2 separate regions of the Homo sapiens genome follow, and region 1 is linked to region 2. Evidence: read pairs that join two places in POLR2A ChIA-PET (ENCODE). Cell type or tissue: CD4-positive, alpha-beta T cell. All regions are shown on one strand. Each heading gives the region's core, and the rest is flanking DNA. Links, peaks and the distances in the headings are about the cores only.

What was found. ChIA-PET counts read pairs that join two places held together with the same protein. Peaks named below come from ENCODE experiments on the same cell type or tissue, not always from the same donor. Only the 100,000 strongest peaks of a DNase experiment are listed, where the experiment ranks them.
Region 1: POLR2A ChIA-PET joins it to region 2 with 15 read pairs; 11 of 35 experiments call an interaction of 5 or more read pairs at or near these places.

Annotation. Positions count from the first base shown.
Region 1 is chr14:101,873,474-101,881,803 of GRCh38, forward strand. All of the region lies in intron 4 of PPP2R5C (protein phosphatase 2 regulatory subunit B'gamma), which reads left to right. Among named protein-coding and RNA genes, the nearest start is that of DYNC1H1, 87 kb to the right of the region's middle. RefSeq lists a silencer at 2,558-2,627 and enhancers at 2,948-3,017, 5,236-5,385. In CD4-positive, alpha-beta T cell, for the core only: no CTCF peak of the experiment used is centred there; DNase peaks (open chromatin) are centred at 3,278 and 5,616; H3K4me3 peaks cover 905 bases; H3K27ac peaks cover 4,467 bases.
Region 2 is chr14:101,818,325-101,826,654 of GRCh38, forward strand. All of the region lies in intron 3 of PPP2R5C (protein phosphatase 2 regulatory subunit B'gamma), which reads left to right. Among named protein-coding and RNA genes, the nearest start is that of PPP2R5C, 61 kb to the left of the region's middle. RefSeq lists enhancers at 2,200-2,459, 6,663-6,812, 6,873-6,922. In CD4-positive, alpha-beta T cell, for the core only: no CTCF peak of the experiment used is centred there; DNase peaks (open chromatin) are centred at 1,407, 3,387, 5,517, 6,757 and 4 weaker places; H3K4me3 peaks cover 7,519 bases; H3K27ac peaks cover 8,000 bases.

The DNA.
Region 1 (8,330 bases), core at 228-8,227, 55 kb after region 2:
TTATTCTCCACCACTGAGACCTTTCTGATTAGGAAGCCAGTGCCCTATGGATTATGAATTTTTCCCATCTGGTTGGTGGGAACAGACACTGTTCCCAGCCCCGAACAAGTACTGGGTTCTCACTAATCCTTTCAGGTGGTTCTTTTCCCAACCTCTGGTAGTTTTCTCACACAAATATGCTGATCTGTACTCTGCTGAATAGTTGAGTGACCTCTACAAATAAATCACTGTAGTTCTTCTCTGTGTGCAGCTGTCTCCCCTGTGGAACTCTGCCTTGCAAATTCTAATCCAGTTTGAATCCTGGGTCCCACCTGGGTTCTTTCTGCCTATACTACAACCTAAAAATCTATCAAGGCAGGAGCCTGGGGCGGTGTGGGACGTGCCTCACTTGTTCCCATCTCAGGGATCACTGTCCTTATCCTTCGTTGTCTGAAATCCAGTGTCTTGAAAACCGTAATTTTATATATTTTTGCCCAAATATTTGGTTGTTTCAGGCAGTAGCATAAACCTCATCCTTGTTACTCCATCTCATCTGGAAGCATAAGTCTGCTTCATTTATAATAGATACTCAATAAACACTTAACTCCGTCCACCCAGGGGATCTAGCAATTATTATAAAAATGAAAGACTGTTTGCATAATTTATAATGCCATAATTTCATACGTCATTTGGGGTTAGGGGAAATGGCTGTGCATACATGACTGGGAAGTGATAAGGAGTTTAGCTCTGAAACTTCCCTTCTCAGTTGATTTATATCACGTTGGATAGAGAGTATGTTGTTCTGCTATGCTAAAGCATTACTAAACTTTCTCATACCTTACTGCAAAAAGAAATCAGAATACATGATAAAGCAAATATATTAGAATGCTAATGGTAAAATCTAGATGATAGCTGTTCGCTATAAAATTCTTTCAACTTTATTGCATTGAAATTTTTCGTAATAAAAACATTGGGAATACATCATTCAGAATCTATACGAAACTAATCTTTGGCCCAGAGTAAATAACTTAAGAGCACTTCCAAATCCAGTGTTATCTTTAAATGACACTAGTTGAATTGAATTATAAGTATTATGAATTATTTCTTATGTATAAATATTCTAAACTCAAAAAATATAAACTCATGCACATAACTGTAAATGATTTATTTTCATGCTTATCTGAAGATGATCTTGTTATGAAACTGTAGAAAATTAAAATATTCATTGTTTGAAAAGTTTAGACTAAATTTCCTTTATTAAGTATTCTACAAAGGTTTGTAAGTTGTTTGTTTTTTTTTTAATTTGAGACAGAGTCTTGCTCTGTCGCCCAGGCTGGAGTGCAGTGGCACGATCTCAGCTCACTGCAACCTCCACCTCCCAAGTTCAAGCGATTCTCCTGCCCCAGCCTCCAGAGTAGCTGGGATTACAGGCCTGTGCCACCATACTTGGCTAATTTTTGTATTTTTAGTAGAGACAGGGTTTTGCCATGTTGGCCAGGCTGGTCTTGAGCTCCTAACCTCAGGTGACCTGCCCGCCTCAGCCTCCCAAAGTGCTGGGATTACAGGGGTGAGCCACCGCGCCTAGCCCGTAAGTTTTTATTTCCATATCTTTAACTGCTATTTAGGAACATATTTGAATAGATTGTAAAAATAGCAAGTTATTCAAAGTAAGAATTTTCAATGTTGTGGTTCTTTTCTTGACTGTCACATCATGGCATCTATTTGGAGGTGAAATCGATTCTTTGAAAGCAGCTCTTGCTGTGGAGGAAGCGCGAGGTAGATTTGTGGGAAGAAGGCTCTGCTCTCCCTTACCTCTCTTCACTGCCGAGCACTCATTGTGTGCCAGGGCCAGCAGGAAGATATTAAACCAAGGACTTCCCGGCCACCCAGTCATACTTGAGATAAATATTCCAAAGAAAATGTACAGCATCATAGAAGAGCTTAAAATTAGGGGCCCAATTAGGACTGTAATTATTTTGCAGCTGAGACGTAAAGGTTTAATGAGACATTTTTCACAGTTTCCAGGTAATTAATTGGTGTTGCAGTTAATAAGGTGACTGATGCGTGCTTTTCCCAGGATCCATTTACTCTCAGCAAGTGTTTGAGGACCTCCTAGGTGCCAGGCACAGTGGTAGGTGCTGGGATTGCTGTGCATTTATGTTCTCTAGATGATAGCTGAGTTCTGGTGCCATGAAAGCAGATTCAAACTCACTTTACAAATGGGGAAAGGGGTAGTATCTCCCTTTAAGACTGCTACTACGATTTTTACTATTCTACCTAAATTTTAGGTTAAGTTCATTGAGTTCATCAAAAATTCAGTTTAAGATTGTGTCTGCTTTATACATTGCTCTGCGAAGTTCCATCTTTGTAATATGATCTCATTCCACATCAAAGGTTCCTCCGTTTTTTCGGGCATTCTTCAGTGCCTTTTATTAGAGTTTTCTGCTTTCTCCATCAAGGCCTTGTAACTAGGTCAGTAATTCCCAGGCACTTTGTAGTTTTTGTGTCTGGGTAGCTGGAGTCTTCGTCTCTGTTTCTTTTTTGTATTTGCTTAATTGTTAGTGGAAAGGTGGTTGCTGTTGGTTTCATATTTTTGATATTTGCATGTGGTAGTCTAGTTGTGATGGTCTGTCTGTTGCTTCTGTTTTCCAGCTATATCATTTGCAAACAAATGACAATTTTGTACTTAAATATATATATATTGCGAAGGGGCTTAACACTTTCTGCCCTTCCCAGAAATGTATCTCTTAGCAATATGACTCGTAGAACCTAACAGTTCCATCACAGGAGGAAGTGTTCTGCAGTAACTGTAATTTGGCCTTTGATGGATTCATCTGTTATAAATCCTGTTGACATGAATAAAACAGAGAATAAATAACAGAATAACCCTTGTGGTTTTGAACAGAGAACTGTAAATAATCAAACCTTTCTTTCCTGTTGCCTCTAAAGTTAGACTGTCAGCGGTTTTTTTTTTTAATGTATCCCTTCATGTCTTAAAATTTTTATATGTTACACTGCTGCAGTTATGTTACGGCATAAATATTCACTCATTGGTAATGAATGATAACACATACAGAAAGGCTGCATGATATTGCTGAATTGTAAGAATTTTCCGTAAAGTTGCTTCTTGGGCCATTCTAGTTTACATCTAATTTAATAAATTTAGCAATTTGGAGAACATCTGCAGGACTGATGTAAGTACTGAAAGTGGAAGTGTCAGGGAGGCAGCAGAAGCAGGTGCTTCCTGATATTAACCAGAGACGGTCCTGGCACAGATGGGGCCGTGTGAATCACATGCAGACATACGTATGCACTCACGTGCGTGCCATTATTTTCATGTGGAGGTCAAACAGTCAGAAACGTTTGGGAAGTGCTGTGTAATGCTAACTGTTCGTGCATAATGTTTTCCCATTTAGTAAGTGCTGTTGCATGTGTTTTCTGTGATTCTCACCACAGCCCAATGCAAAAAATAAAAAAAGGATTTACGCTTTTTTTTTTTTTTTTTTTTTTTTTTGAGATGGAGTCTCACTCTATTGCCCAGGCTGGAGTGCAGTGGTGCAATCTCGGTTCACTGCAACTTCCACCTCCCAGATTCAAGTGATTCTCCTGCCTCAGCCTCCCGAGTAGCTGGGATTACAGGCACCCACCACCACACCCAGCTAAGTTTTGTATTTTTAGTGGAGATGGGGTTTCACCATGTTGGCTAGGCTGCTCTTGAACTCTTGACCTCAAGTGATCCACCCGCCTCGGCCTCCCAAAGTGCTGGGATTACAGGCATGAGTCACCGCGCCTGGCCTTTACCCTTTCCAATGGAGGAGAAAATTGAGGCTCAGGCAGGCTGTTTGGTCTGAGGTCCTTCTTCTAGGTGGGAAGAGGGTGTAGAGAGACTGTTTCCATGAGGCTGTGCTGCCTTTGTTGGGCAGCGTGATTCTGCGTCTGTGCCTCTGGGTGTGCGCTGGATCCGTAGGTCTCATTTGAGAGATCACAGTGACCCTGTGTGCTGCCCAGAAGACCCGGGACTCCTTAGACCTCAGAGCTTCTTTGGTGTTCACTGCATAACGTTGATGTCTTCTCTGTTTCCTCAGACCGGATCCATGCATCCAGGTAGCATGGCAGTGACATTTGCACACAGACATCAGCACCCCAGGTTTCTGTACCTGGGGCTCCTGCCCCTGATTCGCCCCTGCAGCTTTTGTGTTAAGAAATGTTGCTAGGTCAGAAACCCAAGAAGAATTTGAGGTGATAGACCGTTGGCCCTCTGTTCCTTCCCCCCGCCCCAGTATTACTTTTTACTTAACCTTTTCTAGAGATATGCACTAAATTAATGCAATGTAATGTGGTAAGAAAGGTGTGTAGAAGTTAGGAGTGCAAGTTTTTTTCCTTACACATGAGAAATGACTTTCAATCAATCAGAATTGGCCTGGAATGAACCTTCCCGGACCTAGGTCGGTCATCAGTCAAGGACGCTGTATCAGTCTGCTCAGGCTGCCGTAAGAAAATACCACAGGCTGGTGGCTTAAACCACAGAAATGTGTCTTCTCTCCATTCTAGAGGCTGGAAAGTCTAAACTCAAGGGTGTAGCAGGGTTTGTTCCCTGCTGAGGGCCTTTTCTGGCTTGCAGACGGCCACTGTGCCCTCCCATGGCCTTTGCTCCGAGCAAGTGCAGAGAAGGCGAGTGTGAGCCTTCTACCATCCCTCCTTACAAAGACACTAATCCTGGAGGGCCAAGGCCCCACTTATGACTTCATTCACCCTTCATTATTTTCTCTGAGGACCCATCTCCAAATCCAGCCACACCAGGGTTTAGGTCTTTAACATGAATGTGAGGAAGGGAGGCCACAAGCATTGAGTCCATGACAGACACTGAAAAGAGGACATTGTGTTCAGAGCAAGCCATCTGAGTCACCTTGCAGGCCCTCAGCTCAGCATCAAGGATTCAGTGAGTGTGCAGGTGTTTGAGACGGGGCCTAGCTGCTGGGCTGACTGTCACTGTGCGGGAGAGCTTCAACTGGAAACCCTAATCACTAGCTTTCCTGCTAGTAGAAACCACCAGTTTACTTAGGAATCTCAGCTGACTGGGTGCCTCAGTCAGGGCTGTGCAGAGAAACAGCAGGAGAGACAGAGATTGAGATCTCAAGGACTTGCCTTCTGCAGTGGGTGAGTCCAGCGGGCAGGTCTGGACTCCGTGGACAGGCAGCGGGCACGAGACTTGGCCGTGGTGGACACTGCAGGCCGCAGGTGGACTCTCCTCAGAGAAGCTGCAGTTTGGGTCTCACAGGCCTCTCAGCTGACTGGTTGAAGCCCCCACATTCTCAAGAGTGATCGCTACTTGAAGTCCATTGATTATAGGTGTTAACCACATCTATAAAATGCCTTCACAGGAACACCCACAGCAGTGTTTGGACAGCTGGGCACTGTGGCCTAGCCGGGTTGACACATACGGCCAGCTGGCACAGTCGGGGACATTTTACTTTTTTTCAGTTATCGCCTTTAACCACGATGGGTGAAATCACACTTTCCTGTGCCTAAATAACATCTTAGGCAAGTTGGTTAACTTCTTAGTCATCCCTGGTCACAGAAATCCAATCTAGGTTAAAGCTTTCATCTCAGACCCTCTGCAAATGGCATCTAAGCCGCACCCCAGGCAGCCTGGCCAGGGAGGGACATGCTGTGGGAGAGGAGGGGAAGCAAGGGTGGCTCCGAGCCCCTCTTGCCCGCCCTCCCCCGGGGCTTTGAGCAGAACCCAGAGCAGAGGGGAAGGGCAGCTGCCTGTTCTGCTCAGTTGCTCCCTGTGGCCTCGGCCAGAATGGTGGTCTCTTCCTCTGTGGCATGTCTGTGACTCTTGGGCAGCAGGCCTCTTCCAGAGGGACGGCTGTTTCCTCTCCCCCAAGACCTACAGCCTCGTCTCTGGGTGAGCTGACCCCTCTCTCCCTTGGCAGCTTCCTGGGCGGCGTGGCCCTACGGCTCCTGCTCTGGCCTCTGTATCCCTGATGGGCAGCCCCAGAAACCTCGGAAGCAGTGACCGTGCTTTCCTTCCAGGCGCCATGGTTCCTCAGGCCCTGATGTCACAGGCTGTTCCCAGAGTCTCCTGCCAGGCATAGTCCTGTTCACAGATTCCTCTGCCACCCAGAGTTCGTGCCCAGGCTCTGCCCTCCCCACACTGTGCTCTGCCCCTGTCGGCACCAGGCCGGGCCCACAGCTCTAACCCACCGAAGAACAAAGTGCCATCTCCCTTTCCTGAAGGTGACCCTGTCCTGTGGGTGACTGGACCCTCACCCCAGTCTCTTGGCTTTGAGAGAGAGGGTAGAAACCCCAGTTCACGAATGCCACACTCCCCGTAGGAGCTAAAGACTCAATTCAGACTTTCCTTTCTCTGCCCTTCATGGCCCTGGAAGTTATGGAGAGCTTCAGCAGTGGCTGCTAATGACAGGACCCTGGGAGGACATGGCGGCCTGCCCAAAGTGTGTGTGTGTGTGGCCTTTCCTTAATAGTTGAGCTTTTAGCATCTGCTTGTTCACGTCTGTGGGCTTTGGGGTCAGGGTGCCAGGAGGGGCAGACTAGACCCCTGTCTGCGCCGAGTGCCTGTGGGCCAGCAACTGAGGCAGGGCCGTCCACCTGTCAATCACCGTTCTTTGGGAGGCTCCTTGCAGTGCCCTATACACACACTAGCTTCACAGAGGAGGGGACAGTCCCTGGAGAGTAGACATTGCCAGAAATTATAACACCAGTGAGAGTCAGGTTAACTCTCGGTTTTAGATTGCAAACTTTTGTCTTTGTACCTATGTCTTAGGAACATTACTCATACTTTTACTAGAAGTGTTTTTTAATTAGTTGTTCCTGGCTTTTCAGCCCCTTTTTTCATCCCTGCGTTTCTACAGTATCCGTGAAGGCCATTACAGTTGGTCTTTACGTCAGCTCCCCTCTCAGATGACACAGAGAACAAGCTCAGATGCTTGATACTCAGATGCTTGATGCTCAGAGCTTTTATAGCTGATGACTTTCTGAAAAATGATATTAAGGTTTGGAGTTCAGTATCAATACCAGTAAAGAAGGGAAGAAACAGGCAGGTGCGGTGGCTCACGCCTCTAATTCCAGTACTTTGGGAGGCCGAGGCAGGAGGATTGCTTAAGCCCAGGAGTTTGAGACCAGCATGGGCAACGTAGCGAGTTCTTGTCTCTGCAAAAAATAAATAAAATTAGCAGAGCATGGTGGTGCGTGCTGGTAGTCCCAGCTACTTGGGAGGCTGGGGCAGGAGGATCGTGTGAACCCAGGAGTTGGAGGCTGCAGTGAGCGATGATGGCCACTGTACTCCAGCCTGGGCAGCAGAGAGATGCCCTGTCTTTAAGAGGAAAAAAGAAAAGGGAAGAAACAGCAGTGGTGACATTGAGTATTAGCTTGGTCTTTACAAGACTGGGTATCTAAAGCCAGCCAAGTTTGCCCTGGACTCTCTAGAAACATCTTCTCGTTGTTATCGTAGAGTCAGATTTTAATCTTTTATGTCAAAGGTTTTGATTTTGTGCTTCTGAGAGTGGTGGGACTGGGGTTGTGATCACCTATAAGAGCCATTCACCAGAACCCAGTTATATAACTGGCATACGATCCGTTCAGAGATTCAATAAGGTAACCAATCATATTTAGACTTAGTATAAAAGAGGGTTGGGCATGGTGACTCACGCCTGTAATCCCAGCACTTTGGGAGGCTGAGGGGAGCGGATCACTTGAGGTCAGGAGTTTGAGACTGGCCTGGCCAACATGGTGAAACCGTGGTGAAATCCCATCTCTACTAAAAATACAAAAATTAGCCAGGCATGGTGGTGCACGCCTGTAATTCTAGCTACTCGGGAGGCTGAGGCACAAGAATCACTTGAACCCGGGAGGCAGAGGTTGTGATGAGTCGAGTTCGCACCACTACACTCCAACCTGGGCCGCAGAGGGAGACGTCACCTCAAAAATAAATAAATAAATACATAGATTTAGTACAAAATAAAAATAGGTTATAAATGTATGACATGGAAACAGTAATCTTTTCTGTTTATGTCACTGATCTGTCAGTATGTGTTATACAAGTCCAAACAGACTGAGAGAAATCTAACAGCCCATGCCTGGGCGCACAGCCATGCTGCCCCTACCGATCCTCTGTGCCCCTGAGCAGTCCTTTCTCTGGAAATGATCTTAGCTGCCGACTCAAAGGTCGTCCCACTCTGACTGTTGCTTTCCTCATCGTTGCGGATTGCAGAGGATGTTGGTGCCATTGTCACACGGGTCCTCCCTGCGTGACGCAGCCCTTGCCATTTCCAGCATTTTCAGCTGTGAATCTCTGCTGCGTCTTTCGTCATCTCATCCCTTTCTTA
Region 2 (8,330 bases), core at 13-8,012:
ATAAGAAATTTCATCTTTAAAAGTTGGTATTACAGGCGCAGTGCCTCACACCTGTAATACCAGCACTTTGGGAGGCCAAGGTGGGCAGATCACCTGAGGTCAGGAGTTCAAGACCAGCCTGGCCAACATGGTGAAACCCCATCTCTACTAAAAATACAAAAATTAGCCAGCGTGGTGGCGGGTGCCTGTAATCCCAGCTACTAGGGAGGTTGAGGCAGGAGAATCACTTAAACCTGGAGACGGAGGTTGCAGTGAGCCGAGATCACGCCACTGCACACCAGCCTGGGCAGCAGAGTGAGACTCTGTCTCAAAAAAAAAAAAAAAAGTGAGCAATATCTGTGGTTAATCTCAAATAGGGTGGCTTTCCGTGTCATTTCCCTTTAGTTGTTTTTAAATGCAGATGTTGCTTTAATTAAATAATATTTGAAATAAGTGGGGTCCCAACTATAACCTTATATCTTATTGTTTTTAAATGTTGATATTTTGGTGTTTTCAGTAGAATTTGAGCTGTTAACAGTGATTAGGTTTTTTCAGTTTGTCATCGATGTATGTGACCTCGTTATAATACACATGGATTTTTGTCTGCTGGTTGTGTTACTCATGAGCAATGTGTTCTAATTATGGTATTTTAACTTATAACTTATGAAAAAGTTATGTTTCACTCTAGGGAACAAGTCCTGAAGAACCCTCAAGCCCTAAAGTACCACCTCCACTTCTTCCTGAGTTGCTGGTTCTTATTTTTGGTGGGCTTCAAGGAAGAGGTGGGTGGTGAGGGTGTCTGTATATGTGTGTTTACATTTGTAGACAGTTTCTGTACATGTATAATTAGGAATGGGTTGTCGGTTTTGGTTTTTTTCCCAGCTTTATGTAATTGGTCAGACTTCTCAAAGGGGGGTAGCACTTGATAATCGCTCTCTTGGAACTCTGAAGCCTTTGCATGGAGCAGTGTTCACCCTGGGCAGCCTGTGGCCCCTGGGGTCACAGAGCTGCTTTCCAGGGGGTTTGCAAGGCCGTCACTGCCTCATAAGATTACCAAGATCTAATTTACCTCTCACTGTGTGGACGTTTGCCCTGGTGGTGCAAAGGCAATGGTGAGGAATATGGCGCCTTTCTTTCATCGAGCAGGACAGCGGTGTTCAGCTAGCAACACACCAGTCTGACCCAAGAATGTCCTCGATAAAGCATGAAGTTACTGGTTTTTTAAGTCTCAACTCTTTTGTATACCTTTTTAATTTTGTTTTTGTTTGGGTTTGTTTTTAGTTTTGTTTTTGTTTGGGTTTGTTTTTAGTTTTGTTTTTGTTTGGGTTTGTTTTTGTTTGGTTTTTTGGTTGCTCAGGCTGGAGTGCAATGGCGCAATCACAGCTCACTGCAGCCTCAACCTCCCCAGCTCGAGCATTCCGCCCACCGCAGCATCCTGTGTAGCTGGGACTACAGGCAAGCACCACCACACCCAGCGTGGTTTTTTGTTGTTGTTGTTTTGGTAGAGCTGGGGTCTCACTGGGTTGCTCAGGCTGGTCTCAAACCCCTGGGCTCAAATGATCCTCCTGCTTTGGCCTCCCAGAGTGCTGGGATTAGAGGCGTGAGCCACCGCACCCAGCCTCCTTTTTAATTTTGCGTGACGAAATGCAGAGTTCACATGAAGCCGTTCTAGCATGCTGGAGTGTGATGGCCGTCTCGAAGAAAAGCGCCCATGTGATGTGTGAGTTATGAGCCAAAATAGCCACTTTTTCCAGGAACTTTAAATTATGAGAATAGTAATGTAAAATCATTTTTACTTGACAGAACAAAAAGCAGACAAACTGTGGATATTAAGACTTAAATATTTGGCTGATATTTTCTAGAAAATCTATGAAGTGAGCTTATCAATTGAGGGGAAAACAACTGCGACACTGTTTTTGGCCCATGGTAAAATTTGAGCTTTCAAGAAAAATTTGAACTTTGGAGAACTTTTATCTGCCAGTGTAAATGTGGCAGCTCCCAGTGCCACAGACTCTTCTGCTGAGAGGGGTGGTGACATTAGCAAGTGGGGTTTCTTGATGTATACGGTGGAAGGTCACACACCACATGCAGCAGTGTGTTCTCAGTGACCAACGAACGATGCTACAAACAAGCGTGGGTGAAGAGCCACCAAAGTGTAAGACACACTGCCGGGTGTTCATGTAACTGACAGGTTCATCAACATGGTTTCAGATTCCTCATTGCAACTAATCTTTAAGGAACTATCACTTGTTGAATTTTAGCATAGGCAAAGAAGAACATCGGCAATTTTTTGAGAAGCATTGAAACCTCCCTTTTCCCACCAGACGTGTCTGTCTGAGCCTGGGGTGTTTCTTTACATATACTTGAACCAGAATAGCATATCACAGCAAGTTGAACACAGAAGCATGTCGGCAGATCCGCCTGTCTTCTGTTGAGTATTGAAGATACATGCAAAAATGTACAACATGGCCATTTTCTCGCTGGTTTCTTTTTGAAAATAAGGTTATTTTCATAAAATATTACTTAACATGAAGTGAACCTATTGCTAATTTAATGAATAAGTAAATATTTTTAAAATTTTCAAGTATGGTCAGTATCAATGGATATAACCCCCATAATCAAAGCTCTTTAGGGTTCTCCATACTTTCTAAGAATGTAAATAGGTCTTGACACCAAAAAAATGGAAAACACGTGGACTTGGAAGTTTTTCTCGAATGGGCTGGATGTGACCCTGACCCTGTTTTTACCAAGCCTCCTTGGTTTTTTCCCTCTTTTCTCTAAAAAAAAAAATAAAATAAAAATAAAAATAAAAAAAAATTAAGTAGTCAGTGGAATCATCTAAACTGGTCTCTGGGACCATGAGAGCTGAGAGCATCCGGAGCCCACCTAACCCTGAGCCTTCCTCTTGCCTTGGTCAGTTTCCTTCTTTGTTTTTCAAATCTTTTTTTAAAAGCCATTTTCAAGTAATCAATTAATATGTGAATACGGCCCCATTTACATTTTTTCTTCATTGCAAATAAAACTGAAATTTTCCCTAACCTTATCCCCTGAGATTGGTCTACCATCCCCACATCTCAAAGTGACTGCTGCCTGGAGTTTGCTGTGTGTCATTCCAGACCATTTTCTCCCTGTGGGGGGTGGGTGGGTGGGTGTGTGTGTGTGTGTGTGTGTGTGTGTGTGTATTTATCCACATAAATAATATAAATATGTATTTATTCACAGAGTATATAGCATTTTTTGTTTCATTTCTTTAAAAAATTGACATGAGAGCAGTTTTAGTAACAAAAACCTTTTATACGTTTTTAGGATCTTGGTGGCGCTCTCGGTTCATAATGCTCTGAGTTGGTGTTACGTCATATTATCCTGTATTGTACTGTGTATACATACGTTACGTAAATGCTTAATGTGGTCTCGCATGTTTTTCTGTGAATTTGGCTTAAACTTTCAGACTAGGCATCTAGGAGGTGGCGGCAAGTGGAAGGTGGAGCTGTCACAGACACTCGGCCCCCGCAGCCTGTGCATAGGTGCTCTAGGCTAATTTTACAGGTGTGATGACCGGGCCAGAGTGAAACCATGTTGTCTGATTTTAGAACAGAGGTCACTTATGCTTCACCAAGCTGCTGGAAATGTGGAATTTTGTTTCTCAATTATTGGACCTGGTCCTGAGGAGATGTTTCCCTTTAGAGAACATCATTGACGCTTTTAAGAGTATTTTACTAGATGTTGAAAACGTTGAGGTCTTATTAATGTAGTGACCCCACCACCACCACCCCCTGCCCCCCCCCCACACACACACATCCCTTGCTAAATTATTACATCAAATCATACAGGAATCTGGCGCTATCAGAGCCAGGGTTAAGGCCTAATAGTGTCACTAGTTACTGAGCTTCTTGATTAAGTCACCTTACTTTCCTGAATCTCCAAATAAGTTACATTAAAAATGCATCTGATTAAATTACTTATTTTAGAGGGAATTGGAAGAATTCTGTGATTGGCGTTCCGATCTAATCCCCCAAAGAGAAAAACACGAACGAGAATGAACACATTTCTCCTTTTATATTATTCTTAGTTAAGAGAAATGCTCTGCCAGGAGAAAACTTAAATGACTATCCAATGGGTAGGGTTTTTTAAAAGAATCTAACCAATTCAGATACTTTTTCTTTTTACACAGTCACAAATGATGTTATGTTGATGTGTTTTTATGACTTACTCTTAAACAACATTTAAATTTAAGCCAAAGTTAAAGTTGTGATTTTGGGAAATTTTTTTACTTATCCTTCCTCTCTTCCCGACTTCCTTCCCTTAAGAACCCCATTCTTATTTTCTCATTTATATCCTGGCTGAGGCTATCAGGTATTGAAACTGGCCTTTTGAAGACATATAAACTTCTGGGGACTGACTTTTCTCATTCAAATAGTCTAATATCAGTGGATATGAATTCTGCATTTTTTTACTTCTAAATCTTATGCGTCATTTAAATGTTAACTTTCAAAATATTAATCTTGAATTTTCACATTTTTGTGTGAGTTGGAATTATTATCCAATTAAATGAACATAAATTATACTGCCTACATAGATTGGAAAAATATCTTTTGGTGGGCCGTGTGTGTATATGCACCCATGTGTTTATGTAAAACCAAACATCAACTTACAAAAACCAGTTCAGTCTTATAGCCTTGTATAGTGTAACATACGGGCTGAGACATTTGCTTATTTGAGCCTTTTCACCCTTTATTTGTAAAAAGGAGGAGAGCCTTTAAGTGAAATGTAAACTAAACTTGGAACCCCTAAAACGATTTTGAACACTACTTGACATTTAAATGTTTATTAAAAATAAAGCAAAGTTTAAGAAGCATGTTTGGTAAAGAGTTCTTTGGCAGGAAATGGGGACCTATCAGCCAAGCTAATAGCCTTAGCTATGGCATCCATAGTAACTAAGACACGCTGCCGATGTAAATATTTATGCCAGCAAGCAGTGCTGCAGAACCCGGGCCGAGCAGTTCAGAGCAGTGAAATTAAAGCATCAGCCGCCAATGTTTGATTTATTTTGTATTATCCGGTATTCCAAGCATTACCATCATTCATCTCTTCTAGGGTTTTTCAAAATAGTTTAGCCCTAAGAACAAGAATCCTAGAAGACCAGTTTACTCGGAGTAATTCGGTACCCTCTCCCCCACAGCATGATAGATACCCAAATGAGAATAGAGAGGCTGTTATTGTTTGTCATTAGCACCCTGGAACCTTTTTCATCTTCAAAGCTCCTCGCAAAAGGGTTCATTAACCGTCGCCCTCTTTCCTGTGAGAGAGTAAACAAGTATGATTAGTCCTACTTTGACAGCGGTGGAAACTGAAGCAGAGAGGTTCTCCAACTTGTCTGAGGTCCAAGAAGGAGCTGGTGACAGAGACCAGATACCGGACCAGCACTTGGGTTTTCTGACTCACGGTTCTGGGCTCACCCCTCTCTGAGCATGCACTGAGCCTGCTCTTGCAGGTTTCTTTATCACAGGGATCTATCTACACGGTACTTTCTGCTCTCAGCTTTTTACAGTGGTGTAGAGTGCAGTGCAGCTGAAACCAGGTTAGTTGATCTTATGGTGTCATCTAGAAAAACAAGAGATGCAGATTCTGGGTCACGAAGGTAAGGTTGTACTTTTAGGGTTTGTGGTTATGGATGAAATTAACTTATCTGAGCCTTACATTGTCTCACTAGGCACAGTGCCCACTTGTTCCGTGGCACAGCCCCAGAGCTCCTGTTGAAGGAACAGACTCCAGGACTGACTTTCCACTTGATTTTCGGAGCTCGCACATCCCGAGAGATTCATGTTCAAGCTGCATTTTAGACATAGCTGGCAAGAGTATTTTCGTGGTAAACGTAAACTTACTATTGGTAAAGATTCTTAATGAGTAATTCTTAGGATTTAGTACAAAATTAGATATATTCTTTTTATTCGTAATGATATAGCATGAAGTTCTTGCGGGGTAGGAGAGAGAGGTATTCATCTGAAAACTGGCTCTGTTTTAGTGTAGACATTTGTCTACGGGGAAACAGTAGGAAAGCATCAAGAAATATTTCTTGATGTGTACAATTGAAGTGATGTTTACAATGTAGTGAAAAAAAAACCTATGCACGCATGTTCCTGATTTTAATAAAGCTCTGCAAAGATTTCCTTCCTCATTCTTTGCTTTTGATTCAGCATATGTGCTGTTGCTAAGTTAAGTGTTGGTAACCCTGTGTCCTTTGTTGGGCCAAACAAGGTTAAAATTAAGACGAAAAAAATTTCTGAGTTCATTTCAAATGGAAGGACAACATGATACCTAACACAGAAGAGAACAAATTTAGTTTTGACTTTCTGCCCTATGTCCACCTAAAGCTGTATTTCACTCACTCACTAATATTTAGAAATCACCCACTTGGTGGTTGGCTCTGTGCTTAGTGCTAAGAACTGGTCGTGTTATAGGTGCTGTGGGTGCGTGTCTGCGCTGGCTTCAGGAGGAGGGAGCAGGCCCTGTGGGGCCCAGCAAGGCCTCCCAGGAGAAGCAGTGTGTTAGCTGAAGTTTAATGAACTAATTGGTGGTCCTGGGATGCAGTTGGGAAGATGGGATGATTCAGCCTGTTGGGGTATGTGTTGGGGGTGGTTGTTGCACTGTGGTGAGAAAATTCCTGGAAAAGGGTGTATGTCAAAAGGGTGTAAGTAGCATCCCTTTATGACTGATGAAAGGAGAGCAGCCGAGAGCAGTTAAGTGGAAGGCAAGACGCAGCAGTGGCTTCTCACGCCATCTTCGTCACTACACAAGGGGAAGTTGGGCTAAGAATAAATTTGTTTTGGTTCCAGGATGAAACTCAAGAGATACAGAAGAAACTGAAAGTGATACTTTTGGCAGAGGGATAGGATAAGAGGGTTTTCAGCGTGTGTGTGTGTGTGTGTGTGTGTGTGTGTGTGTGTGTTGATGAATTTATTACTTATTAAAAAAATGTAAAGAAGGCATAGCATTAAAAGTGGGAGACATATACTGATAATGGAATCCGGGCATTGCTATCTTTCTGTGTCTTAGAAGTTACTGCTATGATTTTAGCCACTTAACTGGCTAGAACAGTTTTGAAAGGCCAAGATCATGGGTTTAAGATTTGAGACTTGGCCAAAAGGTAGCTTTCCTAGTCCTTATCGTAGAGTGCACGCTCCCAGCTTTTGCCCAGCCTATTTGGGGTGCACACGCTCATCGATGAGGGCAACAGAACACAGCATGCAGGCGGAACTGTGCAGGTCAGTCACCACTCCACCTCCTAGCCAGGGTGTCACTCCAATTCCATCATTCAGGTTTCACTGAACTTTCATGTTGGCATTTCATTTAGTTGAATGAACCAGTTTTGTTGTATTTCAGATATTCTCACTGTGTAGTTAGCCTGTTCAGTTTTTGTAGGTGAATGGTAAAGCTGTCAAAACCAGATCTGCTGAAAACCAAAATGTTCAGTGTCATCTTCAGCAGAGGGGATTATCAGAAACTTCTGGGGCAGTAAGGGAAATTTAAGAAGGAAGTTGGGGAAGGTAGGACCTCATGGCTTTGGTTTTTCTGGTGGTCCAAGAGAGGAGGCCTCTAGAGAATTGAGGGGGAACAATAAGTGACAAGCATGAAGAATGAAGAGGGAACTGACCAAGGATCGGTGAGAATAGGAGGTGGCCCAGAGGGCATGGTCAGATGTGGCTATCACAGCTGTCACAGCAAAGTCTTTATGTACTCCGAGAACCAAGCCTTTATCATATATATGTTTTGCAGATATTTTTCTCATACTGTGGGTTGTCTTTTTCACTGTCTTGATGGTATCATTTGCAGCACACGTTTTTAATTTAGAGGAAGACCAGTTTATCTTGATTTGTTTTCTGTCTCCTATGCTTATGGTGTCATAGCTATGAAACCATTGTTGAATCCAGACTTACTCTTACACATTCTTCTAAGAGTTTTTTAATATGAATTCTCTTACATTTGGTCTTTGTTCCATTTCATGTTAGTTTTTATATAGGGTGTGAGGTAAGGGTCCAACTTCCTTTATTTGCATGTGAATATCCAGTTTTCCCAGAACCATTTGTTGAAAAAACAATTATTTCCCTCATTGAATGGATTTGGCACACTTGTTGAAAGTCAATGGACCATAAAAGGGTTTATTTCTGGATTCTCTATTCCATTGGTCTGTATGTCTGTCCTTATGTCTGTACCACACTGTCTTGATTACTGTAGCTCTGTTGTAAGCTTTAAAATCAGGAAGTGTGAACTCTCCTACTTTGTTCTTTTTTTCAAAATTGTTTTGGTATTTTGGGTCCCTTTTGGTATATTGGGTCCATTTTATTCAATGATGT